6 separate regions of the Mus musculus genome follow, and regions 1, 2, 3, 5 and 6 are each linked to region 4. Evidence: chromatin loops called from intact Hi-C (ENCODE). Cell type or tissue: heart. All regions are shown on one strand. Region 1 overlaps Hpn (hepsin). Region 2 holds the start of Fxyd7 (FXYD domain-containing ion transport regulator 7). Region 3 holds the start of Pmis2 (PMIS2 transmembrane protein). Region 4 holds the start of Usf2 (upstream transcription factor 2). Region 5 holds the start of Fxyd5 (FXYD domain-containing ion transport regulator 5). Region 6 overlaps Cd22 (CD22 antigen).

The links. A loop is a pair of places that touch in the nucleus more often than their neighbours do. Peaks named below come from ENCODE experiments on the same cell type or tissue, not always from the same donor. Only the 100,000 strongest peaks of a DNase experiment are listed, where the experiment ranks them.
Region 1: it touches region 4 in a loop (3-fold over the local background); 6 of 42 quality-filtered maps call a loop at or near these places.
Region 2: a loop joins it to region 4, with 2.6 times the contacts of the local background. A loop is called at or near these places in 7 of 42 quality-filtered maps.
Region 3: it touches region 4 in a loop (3.0-fold over the local background); 2 of 42 quality-filtered maps call a loop at or near these places.
Region 5: it touches region 4 in a loop (2.6-fold over the local background); 7 of 42 quality-filtered maps call a loop at or near these places.
Region 6: it touches region 4 in a loop (2.3-fold over the local background); 4 of 42 quality-filtered maps call a loop at or near these places.

What each region holds. Positions count from the first base shown.
Region 1 is chr7:31,095,131-31,100,130 of GRCm38, forward strand. It overlaps Hpn (hepsin), which reads right to left. Exons shown (of 14, transcript NM_001110252.2): 11 at 4,676-4,771; 12 at 4,376-4,518; 13 at 4,085-4,249; 14 at 3,595-3,943. The coding sequence ends at 3,905. Among named protein-coding and RNA genes, the nearest start is that of Hpn, 18 kb to the right of the region's middle. In heart, CTCF peaks have their summits at 2,661 (motif pointing left), 3,645 (motif pointing left) and 4,659; DNase peaks (open chromatin) are centred at 2,661, 4,101, 4,311 and 4,661; H3K4me3 peaks cover 821 bases; H3K27ac peaks cover 700 bases.
Region 2 is chr7:31,049,923-31,054,922 of GRCm38, forward strand. It overlaps Fxyd7 (FXYD domain-containing ion transport regulator 7), which reads right to left and starts at 1,532. Exons shown (of 6, transcript NM_022007.1): 1 at 1,434-1,532. The coding sequence starts at 1,464. Fxyd1 (FXYD domain-containing ion transport regulator 1) reads right to left here. Exons shown (of 8, transcript NM_019503.4): 2 at 4,384-4,448; 3 at 3,971-4,003; 4 at 3,478-3,552; 5 at 3,103-3,139; 6 at 2,206-2,255; 7 at 2,011-2,065; 8 at 1,756-1,893. The coding sequence ends at 2,043. The region is part of intron 2 of Gm38984 (a long non-coding RNA gene); the gene reads left to right. In heart, CTCF peaks have their summits at 1,711 (motif pointing left) and 2,914; DNase peaks (open chromatin) are centred at 1,379, 1,939, 3,179, 4,309 and 1 weaker place; H3K4me3 peaks cover 4,564 bases; H3K27ac peaks cover 2,455 bases; H3K27me3 peaks cover 3,511 bases.
Region 3 is chr7:30,667,085-30,672,084 of GRCm38, forward strand. Pmis2 (PMIS2 transmembrane protein) reads right to left here and starts at 4,521. Exons shown (of 2, transcript NR_027849.1): 1 at 4,416-4,521; 2 at 3,638-4,096. In heart, CTCF peaks have their summits at 2,341 (motif pointing left) and 3,002 (motif pointing right); no DNase peak of the experiment used is centred here.
Region 4 is chr7:30,953,221-30,958,220 of GRCm38, forward strand. Usf2 (upstream transcription factor 2) reads right to left here and starts at 3,583. Exons shown (of 10, transcript NM_011680.2): 1 at 3,476-3,583; 2 at 3,162-3,208; 3 at 2,929-3,047; 4 at 2,580-2,780; 5 at 2,070-2,220; 6 at 1,886-1,973; 7 at 1,524-1,582. The coding sequence starts at 3,537. Lsr (lipolysis stimulated lipoprotein receptor) reads right to left here. Exons shown (of 10, transcript NM_017405.2): 9 at 4,769-5,000; 10 at 4,550-4,681. The coding sequence ends at 4,646. In heart, a CTCF peak has its summit at 2,818 (motif pointing right); DNase peaks (open chromatin) are centred at 401, 2,971, 3,641, 4,381 and 3 weaker places; H3K4me3 peaks cover 2,960 bases; H3K27ac peaks cover 2,640 bases.
Region 5 is chr7:31,039,178-31,044,177 of GRCm38, forward strand. It overlaps Fxyd5 (FXYD domain-containing ion transport regulator 5), which reads right to left and starts at 3,154. Exons shown (of 9, transcript NM_008761.4): 1 at 2,913-3,154; 2 at 2,220-2,280; 3 at 1,006-1,080. The coding sequence starts at 2,280. Fxyd7 (FXYD domain-containing ion transport regulator 7) reads right to left here. Exons shown (of 6, transcript NM_022007.1): 6 at 3,338-3,727. The coding sequence ends at 3,705. All of the region lies in intron 2 of Gm38984 (a long non-coding RNA gene), which reads left to right. It overlaps Mir7050 (microRNA 7050), which reads right to left and starts at 1,140; the gene lies at 1,081-1,140. In heart, no CTCF peak of the experiment used is centred here; DNase peaks (open chromatin) are centred at 2,114, 2,654, 3,014 and 3,534; H3K4me3 peaks cover 1,299 bases; H3K27ac peaks cover 931 bases; H3K27me3 peaks cover 4,371 bases.
Region 6 is chr7:30,874,930-30,879,929 of GRCm38, forward strand. It overlaps Cd22 (CD22 antigen), which reads right to left. Exons shown (of 16, transcript NM_001043317.2): 2 at 5,000; 3 at 4,266-4,411; 4 at 3,121-3,178; 5 at 2,510-2,914; 6 at 924-1,244. The coding sequence starts at 3,157. Among named protein-coding and RNA genes, the nearest start is that of Cd22, 2.9 kb to the right of the region's middle. In heart, no CTCF peak of the experiment used is centred here; no DNase peak of the experiment used is centred here; H3K27me3 peaks cover 333 bases.

The DNA.
Region 1 (5,000 bases), 140 kb after region 4:
CAGTCCCTAGGTGTCATTCTCAGAGGCAGGGGCTACATCCAAGAAGCCCCTGGTTCTGCTCTGTCAGCTAGGCTCCATCTCTCCTGGCAAACCAGGGAGTCTGCCTGCTTCTTTGTGAGGGCTGAGCTGCTGGGGACACAGCAAGTGTCAGAGCTGTGCCAGGACAGCTGACTTATGGCAACTGACAGCCAGCAGCTTCTTTTCCAGCTGGTGGCATACACATTTAATCCTAGCATTTGGGGCTGGCGAGATAGCTCAGTGACTAAGAGCAATGACTGCTCTTCCAGAGGTCCTGAGCAACCACAACCATCTATAATGGGATCTGACGCCCTCTTCTGGTGTGTCTAAAGACAGCTACAGTGTACTAACATACATAAAATAAATATATCTTTAAAAAAACCCAAACAATTAATCTCAGCCCTTGGGAGGCAGAGGCAGGTAGAGCTCTGTGAGTTCAAGGCCAGCCTGATCTAAAGAGTGAGTTCCAGGACAGCCAAGGCTACCCAGTGAGATCATGTCTTGAAGAAACAAAAACAAACAAGCAAACAAAAAGGCAGAGCCCAGAGCAAGGGTTTGGGAGAAAGGTGTCTTAGGGTTCCTATTGCTGCAGTAGTTCCTATTTGTACCATGTCCAAAAGCAACTTGGGGAGTAAAGGGTTACTTCATCTTACAACACTCAGCTCATACTCCATCCCCGAGGGAGTCAGGACAGGAACCTGAACACAGGGACTGAAGCTGAGGCCCCTGAAGCAGAGCAATGTTGCTTACTGGCTTGCTCTTCATGGCTTGCCCAAGCTTCGTTCTTATACCACCCAGGACGACCTGTCTAGGGATGGGTATGGCCTACAGTGGTCCAGGCCTTCCCATATCAATTATCAATCCAGGAAATGAGCTGCAGACTTCTCCACAGGTTAGTCTGATAAGGGCATTTTCTCAGTTGAGGTTCCCACATCCCAAATGACCCTAACCTGTGTGGAGTTGACATAGCACTAGCCAGCAGAAGTGGAATCAATATATTCTGATGGGGCCCAAGAGAATGCTTATTCCAGAAAGGGCAGAACTAGCCCCTGCTGAGTGCAGTCTACTCCTGTGATCTTTTCCCCACAGGCCCCTCTGAAGCATTACTGGTCACTGTGGGTGTTCATGGGCTTCATTGCTATTGGAATTCCAGCCTACTGTGCTGCGGAAGACAGTCTTCTCTCCCCTCTCTGTTTTGGGATAGGTTCTATGTATCCCAGGCTTGCCTCAAACTCCTGATCCTTCTACTTCAATACCCTGAGTGCTGCATCCTGTCCTGCTTACACCTCTTAAAATTTGTTTTCTTAATTCTGTGTGTGTGTGTTTGTGTGTGTGTGTGTACATGAGTGCATGTGCTCCTGGAACCAGAAGAGGGCGCTGTATCCCCCAGAGCTGGAGTTAACAGGAGTTCTCAGTCTGAGTACTGGGAACTGAACTCAGGTCCTTTGGAAGAACACCAAGGACTCTTACCACTGATCAATCCCCCCAAGCTTGTATACCCCATTTCTGAATAAAGTATTCACCCTTGGGTGTCTCACTGTAGCAATGGAAAATAAATTAATACATGCCTAAATTTCTACCAGATCCCTTAGAATAGGGAGGGCCACAATCCTCTCCCACCTCTCAGGGCCATGCCATGCCCTCTCCATTTGTCCCCTCTGCACAAGCATTCTCCTTCCTCCAAAACAAATCTGTTCAAACCCTTCACAGGGCACCATGCACAGGAATGGTGTCTTTTTTCAGCTGACAATTACGAAGGGGACATTTATGGTCGCCTCCCTCCAACTCTGTATACAGTTGTGTGTGTGTGTTGCTCGGATTCAAACCCAGGACTTTGAGCATGCTAGGGGAGTCTTGTGCATTTTTGGCAAGCCAACATTTGATTGACCCGCCAAAATGCCACAGACGAGACAATGTTGGAAAACCCTGAGGGGCAGTGGCGGATTGGTGTTCTGTGAGTGACATGCAGGACTGGGGGGCTCTTTGCAGGCAATACAGTGTTGAAGATCGACCTTACTAAGGCTGTGGGGGATCAGGTGCTCATGGCTAGAATGTTTCCCAGACAAATGGACTGTGAGTCCCTCCAGGGTGTTTTTGAAGATATTTCTGTTTGCGGCTAACAGGCTGTGTGGTATTCTAACATTTATCAGTTAAGATCTTAAGCTGGCAGTGGTAAGGCTGGGAACCCACACTGGCAAACCTGAGGCTGGTTTGTCACACACTGAAGGCCAGCCTGGGTGACATAGAGTTCCAGACCAGTTAGGGTTCCTACCCACCAAATCCCCCCAAAAGGCTGAATGCGGGTGACAAAGCCCTTAATCCTAAATCAAATGGATGTCTGTGAGTTCAAAGGAAACTTGATCTTCACAGTGAGTTCCAGGAAAGCCAGGGCTACATAGTGAGACTCTGTCCCCCCCCCCCCAAAAAAAAAGAAAGAAAAAAAAAAGAAAAAGAAAAAGAAAAGCCCCCCCCCTCAAAACAAGAAGAAGAAAAAAAAACCAGCAAAAATAAATTTAGAAATGTTTAAAATTTTGAGAAGTGGCATAGGTTGAGTGTTTTGTCCCGCTGAGCCGGCCTTTTTCAGCCTGTCTGGGAAGAGCCTTAAGTTCTCAAGCGCCAGGGCTGCAGCTCCCTCTGGTGGCCATCTACACTGCTACAGAGGTCTGCAGATGCAGGCAGGGGAAGAGCAGGAAGGGGTGGGTCTCTGAGGGGACGGCCCTTCAAGCTGCACTTACAAGGCTTGCCACTCACCCCTCTCTGCCCCACAAGGTTTTGTTTTCTGTTGCCCATAAGCAGACATATTTATTGTCCCTCGAACATTGACGTCCACTTTCTCTGGAAACAGCGCCTCATTTTCTTATGAAGAGTCTTCCACACACAGCTCATGTGGATCCTGAAGGCCCAGCCCGCGTCCCCAGCCCCCAGCCCCAGGCACCACTTTGGGTACAGGGAAATGCAACAAGTTCACACGACTCAATTCTGACCCAGAGCTGGGTCTCCCCAGGCTTCCCCCCCCCCCCGCCCTCCGCTCTTGTGTTCTCATAAAAGGAGTGCACACGCACACGCGCGCGCGCGCGCACACACACACACACACACACACACACACACACACACGCACGCACGCACGCACTGGCATCATGAACTTGATCCACTGCACATACCCTCACTTATGTAGAAATGGGACGAGTTTCTTCTGGTTGTGGGAAAGTCTGCAGAAAGCTAGCAGAGTGAAGGAAATTTGAGAGTTGTTGGGTTGAGCAATCCTAAAGTCAGATTCTTTCGGGCATTTTAGCACCCCCCTCCACCTTCCTTTTATTTTTTGAGATAGGGTCTCACTCTGCAGCCAAGACTGGCCTGCCTGGAACTCACTACGTAGCTCAGGATAGCTTTTCACTCGTGAAGATCCTCCCAAGTGTTGGAACTACAGGAGTCAGCCACCAGGATCGGCTTAAATGTTTTCTCAAACGGGTAGGGACTGGGAGGGTCACAATCCCTTTTTGATTTGTGTTAGGCCCTCAGTCCTCTCTGCTACTCTCAAAATGTCCACACCGCTGCTTCCGTTTGTAGACGCAGAGACCCATTAATCAAAACCACCTTTATTATTTAAAGAGCATCTGCACAAGGGGCTCCCTAGAGCGCCCCCCAGAGGACAGAGTAATATTTACATGGGGTGGGAGGGTGAGGCCAATGGCCCTGGGATTGAGTGGGCCGGCCACTGTGGAAGAGAAGTCCTTGGATCCAGCATCCTTGGACCCGTGGACTGGATCTGAGCAGGAAACCATTCCATGTGAGGCCCAGTGTGGAGCCTACCACGTGGGGCTGGAGCCACCAGACCAACTCTGACTCTGGATGCTAGTGCAGCACGGAGCAGCGAGATGAGGCGGGATCAGGGCTGAGTCACCATGCCACTGGCTTCGGAGTGAGTCTAGGGAAAGAGCCACAGGCTTCCAAGGTCTCAGACGCTTGTCCCATCCCCAGAAGCCTATGGGAATCCACCTGTTCTCCAGAGTACCCTCTTACTTTTCCTTATTAGGGTCCCAGACAGTCCCCCGCCATAGCAACACACCTTTATGGCCTTGAAGATCCACTCCCGGAAGTCAGTGACTTTGGTGTACACTCCTGGCTTCCGGGCCAAAGCACAGCCCGTACCCCAGCTTACAATGCCACATAGCCGCCACCTTGATGTCCCAGAGATGCTGTCTTCACACACAAAGGGGCCTCCACTGTCGCCCTGGTGATGGGGGGATGGGACACCTGACTAGAGACCTCCATGACTCCAGTGGGGAGCCCCTGATCCCATTACCCTAGCTCCTTCTCTACAGTGTCAGGCCTGGGGACTGCCCACTGTGTCCCTCACCTGGCACGCATCAATGCCACCCTCAGGATAGCCAGCACAGAACATCTTGGGCTTGATCTGATTCCCGTAGAAGTCGGGGCTGTTGCAAACTTCGTTGCTTATGATGGGAACCCGGGCCTCTTGGAGCACCATAGCCTGTTGGCCTAAGGGGACATGGGTAAGGTGACCAGAATTAGGAAACAAGCCCTTTCTCCTGGTTCCCACTCCATGGCCTGGGGGTCTCTTTGAGGTCCACCGAACCTCCCCCAGAGCAGATTCAGCCCCTCCTAGTGGTGTTGGCTGGTATTGCTTGGAACTCACCATAGAACTGTGTGTTACCCCAGCCGGTCACAGTACAGACCTTGCCATCCACCAGGGCCTGTCCCGCAGCAGGGAGACACACTGGCTGGATGTATTCTGTGAGAGAGAGCATACAGTTCGGTTCCCACTAGCCAGTCTGTTCTTCATGGGACACAGCTATCCAGCCACCTCACCGTCCACACAACCCCAGCACATCCTATCACTACCAGGATGGAACCTTCATCTTCCAATGTATACACCTCTTCCCCAAATCTTTTTCTTTCACCCCCAGTCATCCTAGAGAACTGGGATTGACCTTTGCATTAGGAGGGACAAGAGGCCATGT
Region 2 (5,000 bases), 97 kb after region 4:
TATTAATTTGTTTCTGTAAGCTGGGGAAGAAGAATGCACCCGAGCTTTCCCTCCCCCGGGGTTTCCCAAGTCCTGCGGTCCCCTGTCAGCCTGTGACAGGGAGAAGGGGATTGGCGAGGCATCTGCCCTCCCACCTCTACCCGTCTGCTGCCATCGATCTTGCTAACCACCACCTCTGCGAAAAGAAGCCCTGGGCTCCCGCCAGACCTGCTGGCTCAGCCCTACCCCCTCTCTCTGGGGTGGCTCCCAGACTCTGCAGCCCCTCTTCCCCCCCCCCCCCGCGCGCCCTGCCTGGGAATCTGCAGCTAGGGCTCCGCACAGCAGTCCCCCTCCCCCAACCCCGCCTGCTGGGAAAGAGGAAAGGTGCTGTAAGAGTGGAATTAGGGTTTCCTCCATCATCAGGGACTCCACAGCAACCCCCAGTCCTCTGCCCTGCCCCCCACCCAGCCTCGTTCAAGCATCCCCCTAGCTCGTCCACAGAGGACCACACACAGAGGGGGAAGATCAGGAAACCACGGAGTCAGAGAGTGTTTAAGCCCGTGAACATGAACGCAAATCTGGGTTAATGGGTGTGAAGTGTAAACCCAGTGCGGCTGGATGCGGGGAGACAAATGTATCTCCAGGATGAAACCATAAGTGCATGTGGGCTGGGAGGGGGGTCCCCAACATTCCATCCCCACCATGCAGGTTCACTGCAGTGCTGCAGCCCCACCCGTTCCCCCTCCCTCCATACTTGTCTATGTTCCTCTATCTCAGCCCTTCTTCCTTCCTCTGTCTGTCCATCTGTTTGTCTGTCTGTCTCCTCCCAACTATGCGTCTCTGAAAGCTTGCTACCTGGATTTTTGTGCCTCTGTCTCTCCTGTATCTCTTGGTCTCTGTCTCTTTCAGGCGTTCTTAGTCCATCTCTGGTCACACCATCACCACCACCACCATCACCCTCTTCTCTCTCCCTTTAATCGTCCCTCTGTCCCTTAGCATGTCTGCCTGTCAAGGAATTTAGTAAATATCCACACTATACTAGGCAAACATGAGATAATGAATCCCCCCTTAGCTGGCCCATCTCGGAGTGCTGAAGTCTTCCAGAACCTCTTCTGGCTGCAGATCCCTCAGCTCCCACCTTTAAACCCCATCTCTTCCACCGCTGTGCTGGACCAGGCACCCGGTTGCCATGGCAACCTGTCCGCGCATCCTTTCTCTTGGGACTGTCACTCTCTAATCATAGGTCCCGCACAGGGAGGATATCTCCTGGGAGAGGGTGCTCAAGAAACCCCAAGGGATGTCAAAGAATGTGCTCATGGGCCTCCGCCCATGATAGGGGCAGATTCTCTCCCCTTCGTCTTCCTTTCCGTATGGGATTCTTCCTACATCCTGTCCCCTAAGCTCCTAGATTCCCCCACCTCTTTCCTAGCACCCATTCCCCAAGCGACGCTCACCGTTTGTGGGGCTCTGGGTTGGGGTGGCCATGCTGAGCCTGAGCAGGGGGTTGCTGAATGCTGAGGCAGCGAAGGCGCGGCTGCAGCAGCTGGAAGCAGGACAGACTGATGTGGTGGGGTAAGGTGGGGGGAGCCCTGGTAGAGTGGGGGCCTATAGCCAATGGGGGCCCGAAGAGCCCGCCCCCGTCCAAGCCATCCCCCCGCCCCCGCCCCCGCCCACTGCTGACGTCCCCGCCCCTTCCCCAAGGGTGGGGGCGCCCCCTGCCGGGGCCAAGGGGGCTCCCGAGTTTTCGCACAAGAGGCACTGATATCAACCAAGCGCTATCAAGAAGGAAAACCGAGTTTTATTAGAGGTCTGAGCAGCAAGGGGTGTCCGAAAGGCAGGGCTGATGCAGGGAACGCTGGGGGTGGTCACAGGCGAGCATCTGGGTGGGGAGAGGTGTCAGGTGCTAAGGGGGCTCTGCGGGGGTGAAAAGAGTAAGTGGCAAGCTCTCGCCACTATCCCACCCTGGCACTGGGCCCCTTGCCTCCCTCCCTCCAAACCCCTCTCCCTCCTTCCTCCCATCAACTGCAGAACCTGGCTGAGTTTCCTGGAGTCAGGTGGAGGTTCTACCGCCTGCGGGATGACAGACCTGAGAGGGACGCAGAGAGTTCTGGGGTAAGGGGGAGTCTGCAACCAGGGCTAACTCTCCGCCAAACCCATTCTGAGTCCAAGAAGAGGGGGCTCTTGAAAACAGCTGCCCCACAAACCCCGCAGTATCCCCGAACTCACGGCGGATGGAGCTGCGGAAAGTTCCCTCCTCTTCGTCGGGTTCCCCAGTTCTAAAAAGGAACAGATAGAGGAATTCGGATGGACCAGGAGAGGCAGCCGCTTCCGAGAAGCCCCCTAATGCAGGCCTTATTTCCCGACCCCCACCGTGGACTTGATATGAACGCGGTCCGTCAGAAACAAGAGCGCCCGGCTGCTGTTTCGGGGTGCGGCAGGAGGTGCTCCCAGCCTGTCACGGGTGAAGGCCTCCGGGATATTGGGGAAGGTACTTGACTTTGTTGGGAGAGGGACGGTCACAGCGTCTTGGGAGACTTGGGACTTGGGTCCAGTGAGTGACCCTAAGTCACCTTACCGCCCCGTGCCTCAGTTTCCTCATATGCAAAATGGGATTGATGATGGAGCGCACCTCATCCGGGTGGGGTAAGGAGTACATAATAGAGAAGGAATCGGGCACCTGGCGCGTAGTGCGCACTCAAGCATGCCAGAGGGTCGGCATGGAGGCATCTGTGATCATCTTAGCACGCAGAAGGCATGCCTACGTTTTCTGCGCTTTAAAGGTTTATTTCGAGAGGAATCCTGCGCGAGGATCGGGACTGGAGCTAAACTGGGCCGCCCTGTGAGGTGATCTCATTTCAGCGCGGCTGCTTCTGCCCAGCTTCGCCTCACCACGCTTGAGTTTCCATCTGCGGGGCTGGTGGGAGCCCAGCGCCCCCACTGGCTGGGCGCTAGGCCAGGCAGAGAGGGAGCTTGACCATCGCTCCGGCCCAGGAGCCTGTCTTAGGGTTTAACACACACTAAGCGCTTAATACATGTTCACTGCAGGATGGGTGCACTTGCTGCCTCGCCCCAACCGCCTCTCCACTGCGGAAGGAGCGAGGGAGGCCCAGAGGGACCACTCACCTCTGCTGTTGGTTGAATTTGCATCGACATCTCTTGCCTGTGGAGTGGGAGGGTATAGGCTGAGCTTCCCTCTCGCTCCCGCATCCCTAGGCTCTCCTCCAAACTGGGGAGGCCGCAGGGGGTGGGGCCTGAGGCGCGGCTGAAGAAGGGTAGGGTGTGGGGGCGTGGTCTGGGTGGGAGGTGAGGGGCGTGGTTTGAGGTGGGGGTGGGGTCTGTGCGGTGAGAGGTTGGAGTCAGGGTGGGACCTAAGAGAAGTGGTTGGAGACTGAGCCTGTGTTGGGCGTGAATAGCGCACAGGCTGCATGTGTTGCTGGGAGTGGGGTTTGGGGAGGGAAGGCTGGAGGCGGGATGGAGAAGACAGGTGCAGACACTCACTAAGGATGATAAGGATGCCCAAGATGAAGAGGATCCCAGCGATAGTGAGGCCGCCGATCCGCAGGGTGTGGTAATCTGTGGACAGCCCCGGAGGAGGGTGACCAGCGGGGAAGAGTATAGTATGCAGCTCAAGGAGGAGGAGAGAGAAGGGGAAAGGACAGATGTGAGAGGGGAGGAGAGGACAGGTTAGAGGAAGGAGGCAGGGAGGAGGTGGTAGGAAGAGGGAAAGGATGGAGAGGAGGATGCTGCTGAAAGTGGGGGTCGTAGAGGTTGAGGTACCTGATACTGATAAACCAGTTCAAATGAGACGGGGGGGGGGTCAAACAAACAGGCAAGGGGGTCTAAGACAACTAGAGCAGGAGAGAGTGGAGGATGTGGTGTGTGTGTATGAGAGAGAGAGACAGACAGAGACAGAGACAGTGACAGAGAGACAGAGAGAGGGAATAGAAACACGCAGGCCCTCTCTCCAAACCCCACAGTAGCTTCCCCTCACCGTAGGTGAATGGATCCGGTTCCTGTGGAGCTTCTAGAAAGAGAAATAAAGAGCAGCGTTAGAGTAGCTCCTGGGGTCTGTAACAGGGGAAAGTATAAGGGAGCCCTTCAGGGGCACCACTGATCTTCTTGGACTGGGAGTTTAGGTGCTACTGAGCCACTGGCAGGCTGCCAGCCTGCTCTGCGTCCTGGAACCTCCAGCACTGGTCCGGCACCCTGATATCTTGCAGATTGTTCATGTTTCCGTCACCCCGGGAATCCACCTTCCATCCACCCCCGCTGTTGCCTAGGAGACCCCTGATTTCCTGTTACATAGTGTCTAGTTTGGGGTCTCTCACTGGGTTTTCTTGGGGGGCTTTTCCCTACCTCTGCCACCCACATGGCTGAGATGCTGAGCACCTCCTTTGGACTCACCTGCACTGGCCATGGAGAGGAGACACACACACAGAGCCAGGATGTGGCCGGGAGATGCCATTGCCCTAGGGAGTCAGCCAGGGTCAAGAAATGTCCTCTGCCCTGCTCTCTTTCCCTCCTAAAGAGGATCTGAACCCGTGGGGTTAAGTCAAGGACGGCCTAAGGACTTAAGTGTCAGCCATTCAAGTTGAATGGCTCCCTTGCTTCACCCAAAACCATGTCCCTAAAACAACTCAATAATAGGGACCAGGAGACCACAGCATACACAGCAGCAAGACAGATGGGGAGAGGCAGAGTCCTGGGGGGATGGGGTGGCTCCCACAGGCTACTCCCATCCGTTAGCTGGTCCCAGAGTCTCAAAACCTACCCTTGTAAGGGAAGCAAGCTGCCTCTGGACATAGGTGGGAACACTAGGCGACATACAGCAGGACATGCCCAGCCCCACCTGCCCCTACACACCTCAACCAGTGGTCTCTCTGTACCCAGGCCGTCCCAGCTCTCCTGCCCTCGGCCGCCTGCCCGCTCTCTCCCTGACCCTGGGTATAAATATCTCCCACTTCACCCGGGAGGAATTTGCTGCACACGGGCCACCATGGCAACAGCTCCCCCCCCAAAGA
Region 3 (5,000 bases), 290 kb before region 4:
TAAACGTAAAAGAAAAAAATCTAAACATAACAGCTATAATATGTGAAGTTCTAATCTTATGAAGCTTACTAAATTACTGTAAACTATTGAGGATAATTAAAAAATGCAAGTTAATATAATCAAATTCTTCAATATCTTCAGAAGTATATTTATAGTCATGATAAACACTAAAAGCAGAGAAGGATGGTTTAACTCAGGTATGTTTGGTAGGTACCAGCTATAATCTGTTAGAGATCTTTTGAATATGTCATTTAAGATGTTTAAACTTATTATGACTGACAGAGACTCCCAGATCCTAGCAGTGACACCCCCTGCCAAGGTTTCCAAGAAGATAATGGGCACAGGGGTTTGGTGTATAAAGGACTCCATCTGGGTTGTGGTAATGCTAACCACTGGGCAAGACTGCCCCACTGCTAGGGCTCAGCCCTTTTGGACAAGCAAGACATGGAAGAATTGATTATCCTACTTTGCCTAGATAAGGTGAGGTCAGTCTCTCCCATGTTCTCCTCCTCAGAGAAGCCTCTCATCTTTGGGCCTAATGTCCAATGACTGCCTCTGTTCCCAGAGCCATGCAGACAGTCTGAGACGACTGGCTAGGGAATGGACTATGGACTAGTCTCTGTCTTTTTAATGGATACATAGGTTATATAGACTATAATTTATCCTTCTCAGTTCTCTGATCACATTGACAGCTAGGCTAACTGTAGCTTGTCAGCTAGGGAACAACAGGCAACTAGCTCCTGATCCAGGTAATCACCCACTGTGTCAGTTCGTCAGTCAGTTCATTAACTAGTTAAAGCTACTAGGTCTCTTATTAACAGAGGACAAATGGGTTTGCCTTGCTCACAGACCTCGTGTTAAAAGATAAACAGATTGTAGATGTAACTTTTCACTAAAGAAACATGTTTTATACTTTTGCTAAGACTTGAAGACATGTGTCTATTTCTGCTGTCTTGCAGATACTTGTTGACTGCTTCTTCTACACTGTTATTTTAATACAATGGTAGTGCTAATATACCTCCTTTTATGAACTGAAAAATTCACGTAATCTTCAGGGAATCAAAGAAGTCCCAAGACTTGAATCCACATAAGCACACCTGCCTGTTCCTGAAAATGGAACTTTTCCTTGGTCGTGGAACTTCTTTCCTTCCCCAGTTACCAGAAATTTTTAACTTCTGTTTCTAGTCACAGCAGATTTTCACTTGGCTGACATCCAGGGATCACCTGTAGATTGCAGGCTACTGAGCTTTGACTTGCTGTAGCTGATATAAACCAGTCCAGGCGATGGGACTGCTTTCTGTCTTTCAGCTTTTAATAAATACCCCATTCATTTCAGCCTTCCTTGGCCCTGAGAACATCCTAATATCAACTGGTCTCAGACAGAAGATACAAAACCCATCAACAAAACCAAGGAACCTCTCCCATAGTTTGAGTTGACAACTCAAACTTGTAAGAGAAGAAGGGGGATGTTCCAAGAATAAGGATGGATTTCACAGGGCTAAGGAGTCAGGGAGTGTAGCTGGTGTACTATGCATGAAGTTTGGAGTTCGGTCCCGAGCACTGCATAAACTGGCTGTGGTTGTGCTTACTGTAATCCTTCACTCAGCAAGTGGAGTAAGGAAGATCAACTCAAGGTCATTCCTAACTACAAATCAAGTTGGAGGCTAGCCTGGGCTATGTAGGTCTGAGACTGTCTCAAAGCACACACACAAATACACATGATAGATAGGTGATAAATAATAGGTAATTATAGATGATTAATAGTGATTGATTAATAGATTGATAGCTAGCTAGCTAGCTAGACTGATTGATAAACTGCTTTTGCAAAAGACCAGAGTTTAGTTCCCAGAACCCATGTCAGGTGGCTCATAACATCCTATAATTCCAATTACAGGGGATCCAATGGCCTCTTCTGGCCCCAGCAGACACCACATACACAGACATACATTCATACACATAAATTTTATATCTATATATCATCTATATATTTATATCATCTAGATAAATGTGTGTGTGTTGTGTGTGTGTGTGAGAGCGAGAGCGAGAGCGAGAGCGAGAGAGAGAGAGAGAGAGAGAGAGAGAGAGATCTTGGGCCAGGCATGGTAGGGAGTGCTTTTAACCCACTACTGGGAAGGGAGAAGAGGCAGGTAGGTCTCTGAGTTCGAGGCCAGCCTGGTCTACAGAGCAAATTCCAGAACAGACAGGGCTACTCAGAGAAACCAATTGTGGTACTATGAAGAATGAAGCAAAAGAGGGAAACTTGAGTCAGCTATGGAACCCTGGACAAGAAAACAAGACAGCTGTGATTTGACAAGTAGGTGAGCAACACTGCCACCTTTTGGTAGTTAACAGCAACTTCATCTGTGTTAGTGGGTGTGTGCCTGTGCTAGCCTGTGAGTGTTTGGAGGTAAGAGGTCATCAGTAGGTATTTGCCTCTACTGTCGGCCAACTTAGGTTTTTTTTTTTTTTTTTTTAGACAAAGCTCACAGAACCCGGAGCTTGCCAACTAAACTAGCCCAGTGAGTTCCCAGGATCTGTGCCTTCCTCCTGGGATACAGACAGGCCACAATCCCTGGCTTTTACATGGGTTTGCTGATCCAAACTTATACTTGTGCAGCCAGAGGGTTCAAGGCCTGGCTGTCTCTGCTAGGTAGTGCCACCTCTACTGATTCTCGTTTGCTATCCAGACTCTACTGAACTGGACTGCTAGTGTATCTGTGAAGTGTTTGCAAGTGGATGGAGCTGCTGCTGCCGACCTGTGAACTGAACTGCCAAACACAGAAGGGAGTTGCTCCAAAGAACCTTTTTTTTTTTTTTTTAAGATTTATTTATTTCATGTATGTGAGTACACTATTGCTGTACAGATGGTTGCGAGCCTTCATGTTGAAGGGAATTGAATTTTTAGGACCTCTGCTCACTCTGGTCAACCCCGCTCTCTCAGTCCATGCTTGCTCCGGCCCAAAGATTTCTTTATTATACTTAAGTACACTGCAGTTGATTTCAGATGCACCACAAGAGGGCGTCAGATCTCATTATGGGTGGTTGTGAGCCACCATGTGGTTGCTGGGATTTGAACTCAGGACCTTCAGAAGAGCAGTCAGTGCTCTTAACCGCTGAGCCATCTTGCTAGCCCAAGATAGGGTTTTTCTATTACACAGCCCTGGCAGTCCTGAAACTCACTATCTCTGGCTGGTCTAAAACTCATAAATCCATCCTGCCTCTGCCTCCTGAGTGCTGAGATTAAAGTCATGTGACAGCACACGTGGCCAAGGTTTCTGGTTTTTTGCTTTTTGTTTTTTTCCTGCTCTGAGACACCAAAAGCCCAGCACCTCAGCTTGAGAGGGAAGTCATGTAGAGTAAACACACATTCAGATTCCTAAACACACTCCCATCTTATTATGAATTATTATGTATACTTTACAACAAAAACAGGTTCAGGAAATCAAAGACGTGCAATTTTAAAAAATATGTGTGTGTGTTTGTAAGTGTCTCTGCTTCCCAAATTCTGGGATTATAAATGTGTGCCACAGAGCCTGGCACCATTATTGCAGTCTGACTTTCACAGGGTCTAAGCCAACATAGCTCCAGTGAAACTATTATTGATCCAGAGAAACATCTACACCCAGACACAGGCAAAGCCGGGATATTCCCTTCAATTTTATTGGGCTCAGAAATGTGATTTTTTTTTTTTTCATGAAAGAGCAGCTCAGTGGCTTATGCAGATTTAGAACTTGAGATGTGGACTTCCAAGATGCTTTTAGACAGCCGTGGAAGACAAATGAGAATGAACTGGTGGAGTGTAGTCAGGTGGCCTGCCTGGGGCCGTTTTTTGGATGTTGAGTTTTTTGGTTGGTGGGTTTCTTGGCAAGGGCATTTCTGAAGCTCTGAGTTTCTTCTTGATGGCTGGTCAAAGTCTAAGTGAGCATGTCTGTTGGGGGAGGAGCCCGTAGATGCTGATGTGTAGCTTTCATAGGACTAGGACAAGTATATAAATGATGCCTACAAAGGCTACTATGGCCAACATATTAAACCACATAGTTCGAGATGAGTTCCGGTAGGCGTCTTCCCAGTTGCTGCATTTATTGGCTTCGTTGGTCTGTAAGGGTAGGAGCATGAGTATGGGTTTCTGAGACAAGAAGCTCTTGGAAGGAGGGTTGGAGCCCTATAGCCACTGTGGGAAGAGCCCGACCCAAGACCTAGGACACAAACAGTTGCAGGTGGCAAGCAGAGGATAGGATGAGCAGTGGAGGCGGGCGGGGGGTGGGGCGGGGATACTTTTACCTGGATGCTGAAGTATATGGCTAATATCCCAAAGGGTAGGAAAAGAATCATCGCCAAGAGAGCCAGCATGACATAATTCCGAGCGTAAAATTTCAGTTCATCTGGAGTCTGTGGACGGTCTAGTGGCTTCCTACCTGGGGCTCCTTGTTCGTCTGTATCCATGATCTTTTCACTCAATGACAGATCCTGGTGTCTTGAAAATAGAGACCCAGATCCACCGAACTTCCCCGGGCCCTACCCAGAATCCTAAGAGCTGCGCAGTCAAAGGACATTCTTCACAATGGCTGTAAGGACATCTCCAGTCCTGATTGGCTACTCTCAAGAGGTGGGCGTGGTCGCGCTGTTTTTAGACAGTTGGTGCCAAGGAAGTGTGGTGCTGTGACAACTTTGTTCTTGTACCCTCACAGGGATTGATTGTGGGAAAGTCTGCCTCTTGCCTCTTTCTTCTGCCGAGTACCAAGGGATAGGAGAAGGAAGGCCTCAGAAGAGTAGGTAGATAAACCTGTGAGAAAGCTAGATTTAGCCAGGCATTGTGGCGACCATCTTTAATCACAGCACTTGAGAGACTGAGGCAGATCTCCCAATCTCTGTAAATGCAGTGCCAACTTGGTCTACACAGCCAGTTCTGGGACTACATAGTGATGCCCTGTCTCAAAATAATGCCTGCCAGGTCTCAATAGCAAAATCTTACCTGTAGAAAGAAAGATAAGTGGTAGATA
Region 4 (5,000 bases):
AGCTGTCACAGCCTGAATAACCCACTAGAGAAACATCTAACTGTCCCCAAATCACATCCAAAACAACCTCAAGGCTCAGTTTACCCTTTCCTTCAAAGCCACCTGACCTAGGCATTAGGCCTCAACCTAGCAGATCCCCCCGAATCTGGCTCCGTATGCCCATCCTCTGAATCCCGACACCTCAGACCAGGCCTCTCCCTTCCCAGATACAGGACTAATACAGACTTCTTGGGTTTCGGTTCCTCATCATCCTATCAGTTTGCATCCACACACAGGCCCCATGAGGGTTTCCCCGTGGTCAGACTACATCCCCAGGATCAGGAAAACCAATTAGGGAAGAGCTCCTAGAGACCCCGCGTGAGCCAGCCTGGTAGGTTTCCCCTCAGCACTAGGATGAAGCTTCCTCTTTCCCTTCCCCATTCTGCTCTTCCTCAAACTTAAAAGTGTGTCTGCCCCTGGCCTAGACACTTGTCTGTGCTGTCCCCAGATCCCCGAGAGAGGCCTCTGAAGCTCGTGTTGACAAGTCTGCTCCTCTTGCTTAGCTTCCTCTCCTCCAGTACTCCGGCATGCTGGGGGCACATGGCAATATGTGCAGCTTGTCTCCTACCAAGGAGTGGTGAGAGTCCAGACCTTGTCTCTCTGTGTACTTGAGGTCTAGATGGGGAGCTGGTATAGGTATGTACTTATTGGCTGAAAGTCTGAACTTGCCACTTAGAACAGCAGTGGCCCCCACCATTGACATCAAAGCACTCCTAAGTCTTAGGGCCTTGTCTAGACATCTGAGGCTTCACCCTGGCTCATTCTTAAAGAGTGTGCACAGAAGTTTAGCAACAAGCAAACAATCCCCTTGAAAGAACTTGACTCTTCATCAGCCTGTGTGTCCCTCTACTGGCCAAGTTCTTGGAAAAATCTTCCTGGGGTGACCTCACTTCAGCACGTTAGCAATCCCTTAGCCACAAGCTGTCCTTCACAATTCTGACGGACTCCCTAGGCCAGGCTGCAGACTTGGCACAGGGCCTGTGCTGTGTTGCCCTGCCCTGCCTGGGATCCAGGGTCAGTAAATATTTGTTGAGTGATGGCTGTTTGGGTATTAGAACTACCTTACACTGAGGGCTGCTATGTGCTTAGCAGTGGTGACCTATCAAGGCTGGGAGACCAAAGGACAGCACTAAAGGACAAAAGACCTCAGGGTGGAACATGGAGCTTCCGGGAAGGGTAGGAGGCTCTGGCTTCAGCTGGCCAGAGGCTGCCCAGGTAGAAATGGAAGCCTGCTCATGAGGTCAAACCCCATGTGCAGATCTGGGGTCCACCACTTCAAGAGGATGGCCAACAAATCAAATCAAAATCATAGGCGGGCAAGAGGAAATATCTGGCCAAACTGAATGCACGCCCTCCATCTTTCCCAACATCTTGCCGTCCTCCGCCAATCAGCACTGACCTAACCACTCAGCATGCACGTCTCCAGCATCTGGACATGTCAGGCAATGGGCTCAAGGCACCCAGGAGCACTCCGCCATCCTTACCTTCATTGTGCTGAGCTCTTCTTCTCTCATCTCGAGGAGTTCTGGTTCCATCAATTTTCCTAAAGCAGAAGGGGAAACGACAGCATTTACCAAGCTATCAGACTTGACAAACACCTTTGTTTTTAAGGTACTGGGGATTGAACCCAGGGCTTCGCAGAATGCTAGGCTACCATTGGGTTAGCTCTTCACAGTTATCTTTCAAAGCAAATCCCCGTGAAGAGAGGGTGGAAATAGATGAAAAAAATTTAAACTGATACTTCCGAAGCAGAAGCTCATAAAACCCATACCCCACTCCTGCTGTATGCTGACCAGCCCTGAAACCCTCCCTTCCCTCTGGCTCCAACAATGGGACTGGCACATACGGAGAATAGGGGTGTGTCCGGGGTGCAATTGTCCTCTGTGTGCCTGTCTGAAGCACATCCTGGGGTGTCATCATGACATAGAACTGGCCTGCAGGGAATGTGCAGCGAACATCAGTAATGGGTCAAGCTGGAACTGCTTAAATGGTTTCCCTAGCTTTACCTCAGAACCCTTCCTTCCCCTTACCTCCGGCCTGTAGGCTCTGGTCTGTAGTTTGAACAGACACAGCTGTGGTATCGCCCACACTGGATGCTGGAAAATAAGCAAATCGTGCCTCCCCGCTGACAGCTTCGGCCGCCGGGCTGCCACCATTGCTGAATGGATTTTGAATTACAGCCTAGGGAGGAGTACACATAGGCCATCCTTAGCCACCCCTGCTATGCCATCTTTGTTACTGGTATCGGTGTTTGTTTACTATACGGTGAGGCAAGGGCGTAGCCTACTGTGTGTGCCATTCTGTACAGAATCTCGTCTCTGACACCATTCAACCATCATTAGCTCTACTCTTTCCTCTAAGAAGTTTTCCAGTTTTGCAATGAAAAGTAACTCCAAAAGACCCTATCCAACGCCTGTGCAAAACTCTGACCAGACCTTACACAGCCGGCCAGCCCAGAGAACATCATGTGTGTGTCACACACCCCACCCCCTGGGCCTTCCCCCTCCCCAGCCCCTCCCCATAAGTCGCGGGCCACCTACCAGCGGGAAGGGTGCTGCGGGACCTGTGGGTACAGAGGCAGCGGCAGGGCCGGGGCGCTGGGCTGCCCCGTCCACACCCACCTGGGTCACAGCCTGCTGCCCCCCCGCGAAGGCAGCGGTGGACACGACGCTGACGGCGCCGGCCGCGTCGCCCTGGCCGTCCAGCTGACCATCAGTCACCTGGACTACGCGGTATGTCACCTGCAGGGGGCGGCAGAGCGACGAGACCGACGCTGGGGCCCGAGTGGGGGACAGGTCGGAGCCTCTCCCTGTCCCGCCGCACGCGTCTGCCCTTCCTCAGCTCACCCCGGCGCTGGCCCTCCGGGCTCCCGGCCCACGGCCGCCTCACCTGGCCTCCATTACTCTCTGTACGGAACTGGTACTGGATATTGTGGTCGCCGAACGCCGCCTGCTGGACACTGGCGATGGCCACCGCCGTCTGCTCCTCAGCCCCCGGGCCGTCCCCGCCTGTGGGGGCAGCAGGGCAGGGGGCACGCTCAGCGGGCGCGCGGGGCCTCCCGGCGTCCCCGGCCTGCAACCCCGGCGCGGGCCGCAGCCCCCGTGGCCCCCGCAAACACTCACCTTCCTGCAGCTCAACGCCCTCCTCGGCCTCGGGTCCCTTGTCGTGGCTGCGGGGGCACACCAGGGGCAGGGCCCGGGGTCAGCGAGGCCCGCACCCCTCGCCGGGGCGCAGCGGCCCGCCGCCCGCCCTCCAGGCCCGGCCCCCGCTAGGGTCAGCACCGCTGCCGAGCCCCGGCCGCCCGGATCCCCTCCCCGCGGCCTCCATTTTGAGCCGGGCCCAGAGGCCGCTCGGGATCATGGCGGCCCCTGCGCGCGGGGCTCGAGGGGCCGGGGCCCAGGGCGCGCGGAGGGGCGCGAGCTGTCGGCGCGCTTACCTGGCGGCGGCAGCAGCGGTGGCCGAGGAAGCGGGATCCAGACCCGGGTCCAGCATGTCCATGGGGGGGGCGGGGGGGAGGGGAGGGGAGGGAGGGGAGGGGGCGGGCGGCCGGGGGGGCCCGAGCCCGGCGCTCACGCCGCGCGGCAGGAGGGGACGGAGGAGACACGGGAGCCGCTTGCGCTGATCACGGGGACAAACAGTGGGGTCATGTGAGGAGGAGATGCCGCCGCCGCCGCCGCCGCCGCCGCCGCTACTCCTGCAGCTGCCGCCTCCTCCTGCCGCCTCCGCCCGCCGCCGGCTCCGGGCGGTGCGAGGCTCCGGGCCACAGCTCAGCTGCCCCCCGCCCGCCGGCCCGCCGCACGCGGCCTGGGGCCTGCTTCCCTGAGCGCTCGCCGCCGCCGCCGCCGCGACTTGAGCTTTTTTTTTTTTTTTTTTTTTCAACAGGGCCCTGCCCGGATGGCGGCCGCCCTGTTGCCCAGATCGCCAGCTCCCGCGCCCGCCGCCCGGCCTAGCCCGGTCCGGCGGCGGCGGATTGTGGCTGCAGCTGCCGCCGCTTTCTATCACCCCCCCCCCTTCTCTTTTTCCTTTTTTTTTTTTTTTTCCTCCTTTACTGGAGCTGCGCGCGCGCGGTGGCGGCGACGGCGCGATCCCGGGGCGGGCGGGCGCGCGCGCGCGCGCGGGAGAGGGCAGGCCCTAGGGAACGCGCGCGCTGTCTGTCTTTGGTGACGGCCGGGCGCGTACACACACATAGGCCCGGGGACTCTACACGGGACCACCACCGGTTGGAACGCAGGCCCGGCTGGAAGGCCGGCAACACGGATGCGGGGCTCAGATCGCCGGGGCACAGGGTTTGAAGACTGTAAAAGTAGGTCGTATAGGAGCCCGGAGGTTGGGGAGCCGGGTTGCGCGCTCGCGCGCTCCCGAAGGCGCATGCGCACGTCGGGGCGGGGCAGGGCGGAGGCGGCAAGGGGCACGTACTCTAGGCGGCTGGCTATGAAGAAGGCTAAAGGCCTGTCTGGCCGCTTCTTTTGCTGGTCCCCCTCCTCTCAACTCGTGCAGCAAAACAAGAGGCTTAGATCTTGTGATCAGGAATTTTATTAGGCTTGGTGAAGAGTTTCATCAATATTCCAATTAAAAAAGTATAAAAGCTACATAACAAAACGTGGGATCAGACGACTAAACTTTCCCGACTCAGGGCCAAATTCTGCAAAGGAGAAAAGAAAAAGTGTTAATTGTACGGGCTGGAGGAAGAGGCGTCCTGAAGATCTGAAGTCAAAGGGTCTAGGCTCACCTTTTTCATCCTCCGCTCCCTCGAGGCCTGCGAGTCAGTCTCAGAGTAAGGCGGAGGTGCTGGGGGATAGTGGCCCTCCTCTTCTTCTTCTTCTTCCTCCCTGTAAACGCGTCTTCTCTCCCCAGCCCCTTTTTTCTTTAAAGCCTCTTCTAAGAGTCGCCCATCATACTGAGGGTCCCGTGACCTGAAGCCAGCATCCCGAGGATCGTGGGATCGCTGACGGGATCTGGGG
Region 5 (5,000 bases), 86 kb after region 4:
GCAACTCGATGTTTTTCTTAACTGCCTATACAGTGTGCAAGGTGGGCAGAGGCACTCACTCTGCGGTGTCTTTCCTGAAGAGCCACCTGCCCTCCCTTCTTTGAGACAGGCTCTCTCATCTTCTTTGGACTCACCAAGTACGCTAAGCTGACAAGCCCTGGAGATCCACCTGCCTCTGTCTCCCCACCTTGGGGTTTACAACCACATGCCATTATGGCGGGCCTTATATAACAGCTCTGGGGATTGAACTGGGGTCCTCATGGTTGAACATGGTCCATGTTGAGGCCATGAGAGGAATTCAGGTTCCTTGATAAGCACTCATGTAGGATGCCTGGATCTCCCTTGCCTCCACACCCATTAGCAGGACTCAGACGCCTTCCCTGGAAAAAAGGTGTTTGACTCAGTTTCCCAAACCTCCCTGACCACAAACCACTATTGCCTGCTCTAATCAGGACTCCTGGGCCAGGCATGGAGGGGTGCCTGTCAGCCCAGCACTCAGTGGCTGGGTCCTGGTTGGAGACTCCTCCTCCTCCTCTGACATCAAACAGGGCAACTGATGGCAGAGCAAGATGGAGCTTTAGCTGGCTGGGATGACTGAACCCCACATAGAACAACTGGAAGCAAGAGTTGGTACTAGGTTCCTCGTAGTAGCTTTTAAGCACCTAGATCAAGCCATTATTGAATCTTTATCCCTATTTTTTTTTCCTCCCAGTTACACAAATGTAAATTTCCCTCTTTGGTCTAAGCATGGTGGTGGTGTTGTCCACGGTGAGAATTTCATTGATCACTTTCCTTTCCTTTTCTCTCTTTTCTTTTAAAAGATTTACTTATTTTATGCATGGGAATGAGCACATTGTAGCTATCTTCAGACACATCAGAAGAGGGCATCAGATCTCATTGCAGATGGTTGGGTGGTTGCTGGGAATTGAATTCAGGACCTCTAGAAAAGCAGTCAGTGCTCTTAACCACTGAGCCATCTCTCCAGCCCTCGATCACTTTTCTTACCTGGGACATTGTCACGAGTAGTCGCAGAAGTCTGGTCCGCTGTAAAAATGGATGTGGGCTTTTTTGGTGTCTGCCCTGGGGAGATAAAGGCTGAGAGTTCAGGAGGGAGTCTCTCACCCCCTTCTCCTGTCTTCTGTCCCACCTCGCCAGACCCACTGAAGACCCAGGGGAATCAGCTTTAACTGGGTCACTCTACAGTCTTGAGTGTGACTGAAGTCTTCCTATTGCCGCAGGACCTTTGCACACCCTTGCAGGACAGCCTCATTGAGAGTGCAGGTGTTTGGGGTAAACCAGGGCCTTGGAGCACATTCCACTCCCGACCACTTCCTCCTCGCTCCGTGACCTGAGCCACTCATTTGCCTCATCTGAAAAGCACGAGCTAGTAAAGGAGCAGGGCTCTCTGCCCCATAGACAGACAGCTAAGGAGGGAACGGGCTTGCTCCTCATGCTTCATGGGCTAGACCCTGTCTCCTCCCCCCCCCCCCCGAGATGCCTAGCAGCCTTTGCAGCCAGAAGTCACCCGTGAACACCCATGCCAGGACAGACAGACCCTGCAGGCTCAGAGCCCACAATTTTTACCTGGTCCCACATCTTCTTATCGATTTCACCCCAACCCAGTCTTCTACTGACTCTCAGATTCATTGGGCTTATCAGCAGCTCCTTCTTCTTCTTGTGCCCCACCCCGCCTTGTGTGCTCACTGAACAACAGTTCTCTCCATCCACAAAATGGGCATGGCGAGGCACAGAACAGAACTAACTGCCCACCCACCTGGGCACTTTTACAAGTACTTTCCAGGCCAGAGTGAGGGTCTCTGAGCCCCAGCTTGGACCCCTTTGCCCAACTGTATTCTCAGAAAACCCATCAGTTCTGCTTTGCCTGGAGCCTGGGGTTTCCTGGCGGCCGAGTAGAAAACTGACACCAATCTCCCAGCCAAGTCAAACTCAGCAAGTTCTTCTCAGAGGTGAAAGGGAGGATGCTCAGCAGGACAGGCTCCAGTCAGACCCTCTGGATCACCCGAGCTCAAAAGTGTCCAAAGAGGGTGCTACCCAGAGCCTGCCTCGCCAATCCCACTTCCTGGTGCTCGCTCACTCGGTGGGGGTTGGCGAGGGAGTAGAGTGAGAAGATGGTACCCAGTATTTGAGCTTTGCAATCACCCATCTAGCTGCCTCCTGGAGCTGGATTGGGGCGAGGGGTGGTGGTGGTGGTGTCTTACCTCTGCTGGGCAGAATCAGGGCGACAATAGTGAGGAGACACAGGCGACTGGACAGTGACATCTGTGGGACAAGCTGAGGCAAAGGTAAGGCATAGCCCCTCCGCACCCTCCCACCCCCTCGCAGCCTCTTTGGAGCAGGCGTCTGGTCTCAAGGACCCTCTGGTATCTGCCTTTGGGGAGAGATTTTTTTTTCCGTCTCAGGCCACCATCCCCTTCTTCCAGGAGCTGATCCCCAAAGAAAGCCAGAAGCATCAGGCGAGCCTGGCTTCCTGACACCCCTGAGGCAAAGATGCCGCTCCCTCCTCCTAAAGCTGGAACTGATCCTCCCGACCCATGGTTCCTGAGTGGAGGAAGCCAGTGGCCCGCTGTGTCTGCTCCCTCGAGGGCAGGAGCCCAGAGCAGCGGGGCCAGGAGGGGAACAGGAAGGGTGACTAACGCAGGGCTGCTCTCAAAGGAAAAAGTGAGCTGGTGTCCGGCTGCCCTGCAGGCACCACCGCGCCCAGCACCCGTGATGGGCAGATCATAGAGGGACCTGTCTGCCCGCAATGGAGGCGCTCTAGGGAGACTGAGGCAGAAAAGGTGCCCACAGAGTGAATACGAGGCAGAGAGGCATCGAGATCCTTCTCTTCTCCTCCCAAGCAGCTTCCCACCTGCGTGTGTGGCCCAGAGCAATAGAGCAAAAGAGGGACTTACATCTGAGCCGGAGATCTCCAGACTGAAGTGTCAGAGTACCGCGTGGGAGCTGCCTCAGGGTGGAGGGTGTGGCCACGGGCGGGCGCGGACGCAGGCAGGCGGGGACCAGAGCGTCCCAGTCATTTCCTCTCTCGTTTCCAGGCCCCACAGGCAGGGGTGGGAGCTGGGGAGGAGGAGGATGGTGGGGGACTGAAGGCGGTGGCCTCCACTCGAGGATCTGAGGGACGCAGATGGGGGCAAGGTGCAGAGAAGGGAAGACCCTTGGGTGAGGTGTGGAAGGAAGGATGTAATGAGAGGGAGGAGACCCTGGAGGGAGGAGGAGGAGGAAGAGAAGGAGGGGGGAGTGGGGAGGGGGGAAAAGGACAATCAACTCAGCCTCCCACCCAGTCCTCTGGTGCCCACAGACGACAATACACAGACAGAACGGGGGGAAAAAACGAATGCACATTTATTAAGCTCAAGATGTGGACCCTGAGGGGAAGCTGGGAAGGTCCTGGAGAAGGAGACCAGGAGATGCAGGAGGGAGGGACACTAGGATCCCAGGGGACTGGGGATGGACTCCTGGATCCCAGGAGCTGGAGGCCTGAGTCTCTGGGTCTAGGGTACAAATAGGATCGTTGTTGCCAAGGCCTGGGGAGGGAGAGCGGGGTGCATTGGCTCCGGCCTTGGGGTGGGTCTGGCGGCTGATTGGGGGCACACTCCCTGGCGCCAGGCTGGGTCCCCACCGCCTTCTCTGGGTCCTCTGGTTCCTGCACTCTGGCCAGGGACAGCAGTGGAAATCTGCAGAGGATCCTACACACCGCCACCTCCAGGGGCTAGGAACAGAAGAGAACTCAAGTTACTGACCTAAGGAGGGAAAGAATCAGAGTCCAAGGATGGCTGCCCTTTAGCTCTTGGGGGATCCTCATGTCTTCCTGACTCCTGATATCTGGTCACTGCAGGGAAATCTTCATAGCTACTGTCTGCCCCATCTCAAGCAATGGAGAAAGGGAATCCAGCTGTGGTGGACACCCAAGGCTGACCTGAGTGTTTTGGGAGGCTTAAAGTCTCCTTGGAAGAGCCCCCACCTCATGCTATACTCCAGGCTTCTTTTCTACATATGCTCCAGACAACCTAGGCATCTAGCAGGTGTCCTCCAGGACAGGCTACCTTTGTTCTTCTGCCCAGCTAAGGCTGGACCAAACACCTCCTTCCATCCTGCTCCAGCACCACAGAGAGATACCCGTGATGTTCTTAAATCTCATTAAGAATATATGAAACATGATGTAGTTTTCTCATGAAGTCTCCCCCATTTATACTTAGTTCTTTAAGCACTACTCGTTGTCATAAGTTTATTTTTTTTCTCCCATTGAGACAGGGTTACTCTGTGTAGCCTTGGCTGTCATGGGACTCTCTGTAGACCTGCCTGCCTCTGTCTCCTACTAGGACTAAAGGCATGCACAGCTCCCACCTGGCTGTCATAAGATTTTAATGGGAAGCCACCTCAATAGTTCACACCTGTAACCCCAGCACTTGGGAGGCTGAGGCAGGAGGATGACTCTGAGTGTAAGCTTGGCCTGGGCCACACAGTGAGTTCTTGCACAGCCAGAACTACAGTAAGACACTGTAAAAGGAAGAGAGTTTTTACTCCCCAAAAGTCCTTAGAAAGGAAACAACTCTAAAATTTAAACAAGTCTCCCATGGATGCCCCTCGAAACTTTCCTCCTTCTCACTCCATCTTATCGTCTTCCTGTCTCCATGCGCTGACCCTCCCTTCTGTCTTCTGCACCAGTTTCCTCCTCCCCGCACTTCCTTCCAGACAGAACCCTTTCTTCTGCTTGTTTTTGAGACACAGTCTTGTGTGTAGGCCAGGCTGCTCTCAGATGCTCTCTATAGCTAGGACTGACCTCGAAGTCCTGGTTCTCCTGTTTCCACCTCCAGTGTGCTGAGATTATGGGCAGGCAGTTTAGGTATTTCTGAGGACTAGACCTGGGGCCTCGAGCATCCTCCCCAGCAGCATCCTCCCCCGCCCCCCTTTTAGGACAGGGTCTCACTATGTATCCTGGCTGGTATGGGATTCACAGAGATTCACCCTTTCTCCATCCCCTC
Region 6 (5,000 bases), 78 kb before region 4:
ATTGAATAATCAGTATATCACATAGTACTAAGCTTTAAAAAAAATAATTCAAAGGGGGTTTATTAGATTGGCTAGACAAATTCAGAGTTATCTACCCAGACCTCTTTTTCTATTAATATACATATCTCCTCCTGGCAATTCTGTTCTATGTTTCTTATGTGTCTATTCCATTTCAACTGTTAATCCACACAGGCAGAACCTGTGTGCTCAGCCTAAGCTGGCATTCAAGACAAGACTGGCACCCAATCAATTCACAAGCTTGGGTGTTTGTTTTAAGGTAGGGTCTGATTGGCTTAGAACTCACTATGTAGACCAGGCTAACCTCAAACTCACAGAACTCCACCTACTTCTGCCTCATGCATGCTGGGTTTAAATGTATGTAGCACCATGCCAGGCCCCACAGTAAATATTCATTCAGTGGGTGAATGAATGGGTGAATGAAGCATAAAATAATGATGTGAAAACTTACATGTATGGAGAACAATGAACTCTAAGGAGATGATCCTCAAAGCATGATGTGGCTTCAGAATTGATTGATTGACTGACTGATGGATGGATGGATTGATTGATGCTGGAGGTTAGTCCTGGGTCTCACAAGTGCTAAGCAAGCACCATACCACTGAGCTACATCTCTAGCCCTTGGTTTTTGAGACCACAGTGTTTTACTCCCCTGCCCAGTGCCCGATTCCAGGCCTGCATTACCACACTTAACTGGGTTGCCTTATTGTTCAGGCCAAGGCAGAGGCTAAAATGAACCTGTGTCTTGAGACACAGGACTAACAGAAGAGACAGTTGTGCCACCGCAGAAACAGGTGACTGACAGCTAAACCTTCAGCGGACACAGGCTCTTCCCACCCTGGGTACAACGCAACAGGATTTAGGAAGAAGGTGACAGGTAGCATCCTTCCCACCCGGAGACTCACACTTAACATCCAGACGCACAGTGCGCTCTGAGAGCACTTTGGAGGAGTGCTGGACTTGGCACTTCACACTCTTTCCGTGGTCCGTCCACTTTGGTTGGAAGGTGAGCTTGCTCTCTGTATAGACATTCTTAATGGAGGAGGTGACAGAAGAGGTGATGGAGGTGACAGAAGAGGTGATGGAGGTGATCTCAGAATCTTCTAGGAACCACTTCAAGAGGATGTCATACCCAAAGCAGGAGAAATTCAGTCCACAGGTCAGAGTGACACTTTGGGATTCCCGGATTTCTGATGGCATCTGGATGTAAGGTTGGAACGGTTTCTCTAAGGGGAAAGAAGAGAGAGGCCTGCTTGCTGGAGATGGGACACAGACTGGCTGTCCACCCCTGACTTCAGGCCTCCTCTCCCATGTGACCCCAGAAGAAGCCCTTCAAGGCTAGCCTTTCTTTAGTCAGTTCGACTACTCTGGAAGGCCTTGGGAACACAAGCCTGCTGGGAAATTGTGTTTAACATTGACTTTGTTTCTCACTTTCTCCTTCCATTATGTTCCTAATGGCCTCAGGATCACCCAGGGTGATTTGATTTGATTTGATTGATTGATTGATTGATTGATTGGTTTAATTCTCCATGTATCATTGGTGGCACGTGTTTGTTTGTCAGACTCAGACTTAGAGTCAGCCAAGCACAACATTCCTTTAGTGGGGTGATCCTGAGGCCCTGGGCTCAAATCTCCACCATGCCAGACCATCTGACAGATGATGTGACACCAAGAGACGCAGCATGGACAGCTCTAGTGTGGAGTGATGATACTGTCTAGGGCAGAGGCCCCTGGCTGTTGTTAGAGGTCATGTCTGAGCCCTGTGCTCTCCTCTAGCCTAAAAGAATTTGGTCATTAACACACTGAGAGATTTGAAAATCCAGACCTCTCTCTGCTTTGGAAAGCTTCAGAAAACCTGAGAGCCTCGACAACGGATTCCAGAACAGACACAAGCTGAGGAGAGAAAGCCTGAGGTAGGACAATTGCTCATGCTGCAGTTGGCTGTGTGTGTGTGAGAGAGTTATGTGAGTGAGTGAGTGTGTGTGTGTGTGTGTGCATCAAAGCTTCCTATTTGGTGAGCAAATGAAAAGGAGAAATAAAAAGGAAAGAACATGATTGCTCCTAGGTGTGGTGGAAGAGAAATTATATTGTAGATAAAAGGGAGAACATAGCCAGAGGCAGGCACATCTGGGAGAGTCCAGAGTGGATATGACCCCGAGCCAGGTGAGGAAGGGTGGGAGAGGGGAACCAGGTACAGCAGCCAAGGAAATGGGCTAGAGGTAAAAGAGGGTGGGCTACCCAGATGGCTGGATTATATAGGGAAGAGCCTGGGGGAGGGGCAGCCCGGCTCTTGGGCTGGGGAGATGGGCTAGAGAGTGGGGGCCAGGAGCCAGCCATTCTTTGTAATAGGTAGGGACTGAGGGATGCTGGGAGAATCTGGTGCCAGGCCCTCTTTAATATGTTAAATAGGCACCTTGGCTGTTTGCTCCAGGGTTTGAGCAGGTCCCTCTTTGCTGCCGCTAGAACAGTTGGCTGTCTCCCCATGCCTTACCCGAGACATTGAGGTGAATGGGCTCCATCCATCGTTCAGTCCCTGCGGTCATCCTCAACCCCAGATTCCCACTGTCATTGGCACGTATCGGGTGGATTTTCAGGGTACAATTGTCTATTCTGTTCCCCAGAAATGTTACTCTCCCTTGCTTAGAAAGGTACAGCTCAGACTCTGGGTCCTTCTCAGTCTTTGTGGCGTTGTACAGGACAGTTCCTGTGAATTTCTTGGTGGCCTTGTCAAACTCATAGTTCTGAAAAAGGAGGATGTTGTCCAGACGTGCCTTGGGTAGTGGAGTTTTGTACTTGCAAGGAATCCTGATGCAGGCTCCCTCCCAGGCAAAGAGGGTTTGGGGATGGTCAACGGTCCAATCATTTGCTGAGCTGTACCGAGCCGAAGCCACGTGTCCTAAAGGCCACAACTCTGGTCAGAAGTTGTTACTGAGGGGTGAGAACTTCCACTGGAAGTAGGAGAGGGAGACACTGGGGAGACACACGGTGGAGCAGGAGCACAGAATCTCTGCGGTTCCCCTCCAATGCCCCAGGTCCATCCCCTCTCTGCATTATCCACTGATATCTCCAGACCCAGCTACCAGCCTGGGCCTCAGCACTTACCTAGGATCAAGAGGAGCCACAGGTAATGGACGCGCATGGTGTCTCGTCTGGGTGGGACCTAAAGAAGGAAGAATTAGTCTGTAAACTGGATGTGTTAGCATGTGACTGTAATCTCAGCATTCAGGAAGTTGAGTAAGGAGAATTGCTATGAGTCTGAGGCCAGCGTGGGCTACATTCTGAGACCCGGTCTCAACAAGAACAACAAAAGGAATTTGCCTTTGAGCCATCTTGTTGCTCCCTTATCTTGTTTGTTGTCCCCTGAGTTCTGGCCCCTTTCTTCCTGATTTTGTGTGTGTGTGTGTGTGTGTGTGTGTGTGTGTGTGTGTGTGTGTGGTGTGTCTAGTTATAGTGATAGAGATGTGGGTAGAGCCCCTGCCTAACAAGCACAGGATCTAGATTCAATTGTACTAGTACTAGCCCAAAAAGTAAAACTAAACTCATAGTGCAGTATATTTGGAGGAAGTTGGAAAGCCTTAGAGCAGCGAGAAATCTGAGCGATTGCCTCCTGAGCCCTGGGTGCTGATAGGGAGCAAGGGGCAGGCATCCCTTTTCTAACAACAGCCAGTCGTTAGCAGGTGGGAATGGGGACCTCATGTTGTCCGATCACCCACTGTCTGACCATAAGGAAGAAGCCAGATTGTCATGAGAAATGTCTTGCTTTAGAAGCAATACATAGGACCAGCCATAGTGGTATATACCTAAAAATCCCAGAATTTTGGAGCCTGGATCTATGAATACAAGCTTGAAGCTAGTCTGGCTTACCAAGTCATTATGAGTAGTATTAAATAAGTAGTAGCATACAGCTCTAGCCTGACGGATCAATTTAAGGGCAACTAATTTACAACTCTTATCTCTCTCTCTCTCTCTCTCTCTCTCTCTCTCTCTCTCTCTCTCTCTGTCTCTCTCTCTCTCTCTCTCTCTCTCTCTCCAACAAGCTTGGCCTCCACCATCCTACACTTTATGTAGAGTTAAATTTAACAATTTAACTCTATTCATGTGGCTGTGATCTCTGTGTGAGTCCCCAGGGATCTTGCAGGATGTGCCAACAGAGTGTGTCTCCGGTGTCCGAGAGCAGAGCTGTGTCCCTTCGCTTCCCTTCCCTTCCACCCACCCAAGGTTTCCCATACCTTGCACAGCATCCTCACCTCCCTCTCTCTCCTGCTATTTCTCTCCCAGGCCGCAGGGCACAGGTAGTAAGGACTTCTGGGTGACCAGGAACAGGTGTAGGGAAAGCCAGTTCAGTTGCTGAGCGTGGGCTGGGTTCTGCCTCCACGGTTGGGGGTGGTGTGGCCTGGGTGTATATAAGAGGTTTGTGGGCTGAGGCTGGAGCAGATCATCTGAGGAAGAGCTTATCTTAGTTTCCCAGGTACAGGGAATGCACCACATAGAGATGTCTTCAAAGTCACAGCCACTTGGGAAAAGCAGAGCTCAACAGGAGGCTTCACTGCAGGACTTCTTAAGTTGTCTAAAGAGCTTAGACAGGCAGTGGCCATGCTTCTTTGGCCACGAGCTCTATTTTAATCTTTTCCAATGAAAGCGTTGCAGGGTTGCAAGCTCTGTTCTGGAGGACACACTTTAACACACCGGTGGGGTTGCTATAACAAGGGCTGTGGTGACAATCAGCCTCTGGGTGCTGGACCACCCTGTTTGTCCGGCAGCCCCTCCAGCCACATCCTTAGCAGAGCCTGGCTGGAGAACTCAAGCTTGAGCAGGAAGCAGGCAGTTCCAGAGTGAAGCTCTGAACCCCAGGAATTTACAGCATGAGAAGCAGGGACCTGAGCCTGGGGCCCGGACGGGTGAAGAGGTAGAGCAGGGTGCAGCAGCAACAGTTACTAAGTCCAGAAGCTTAGAACAGGGCCAAGAACTGTGATCTGCTCACC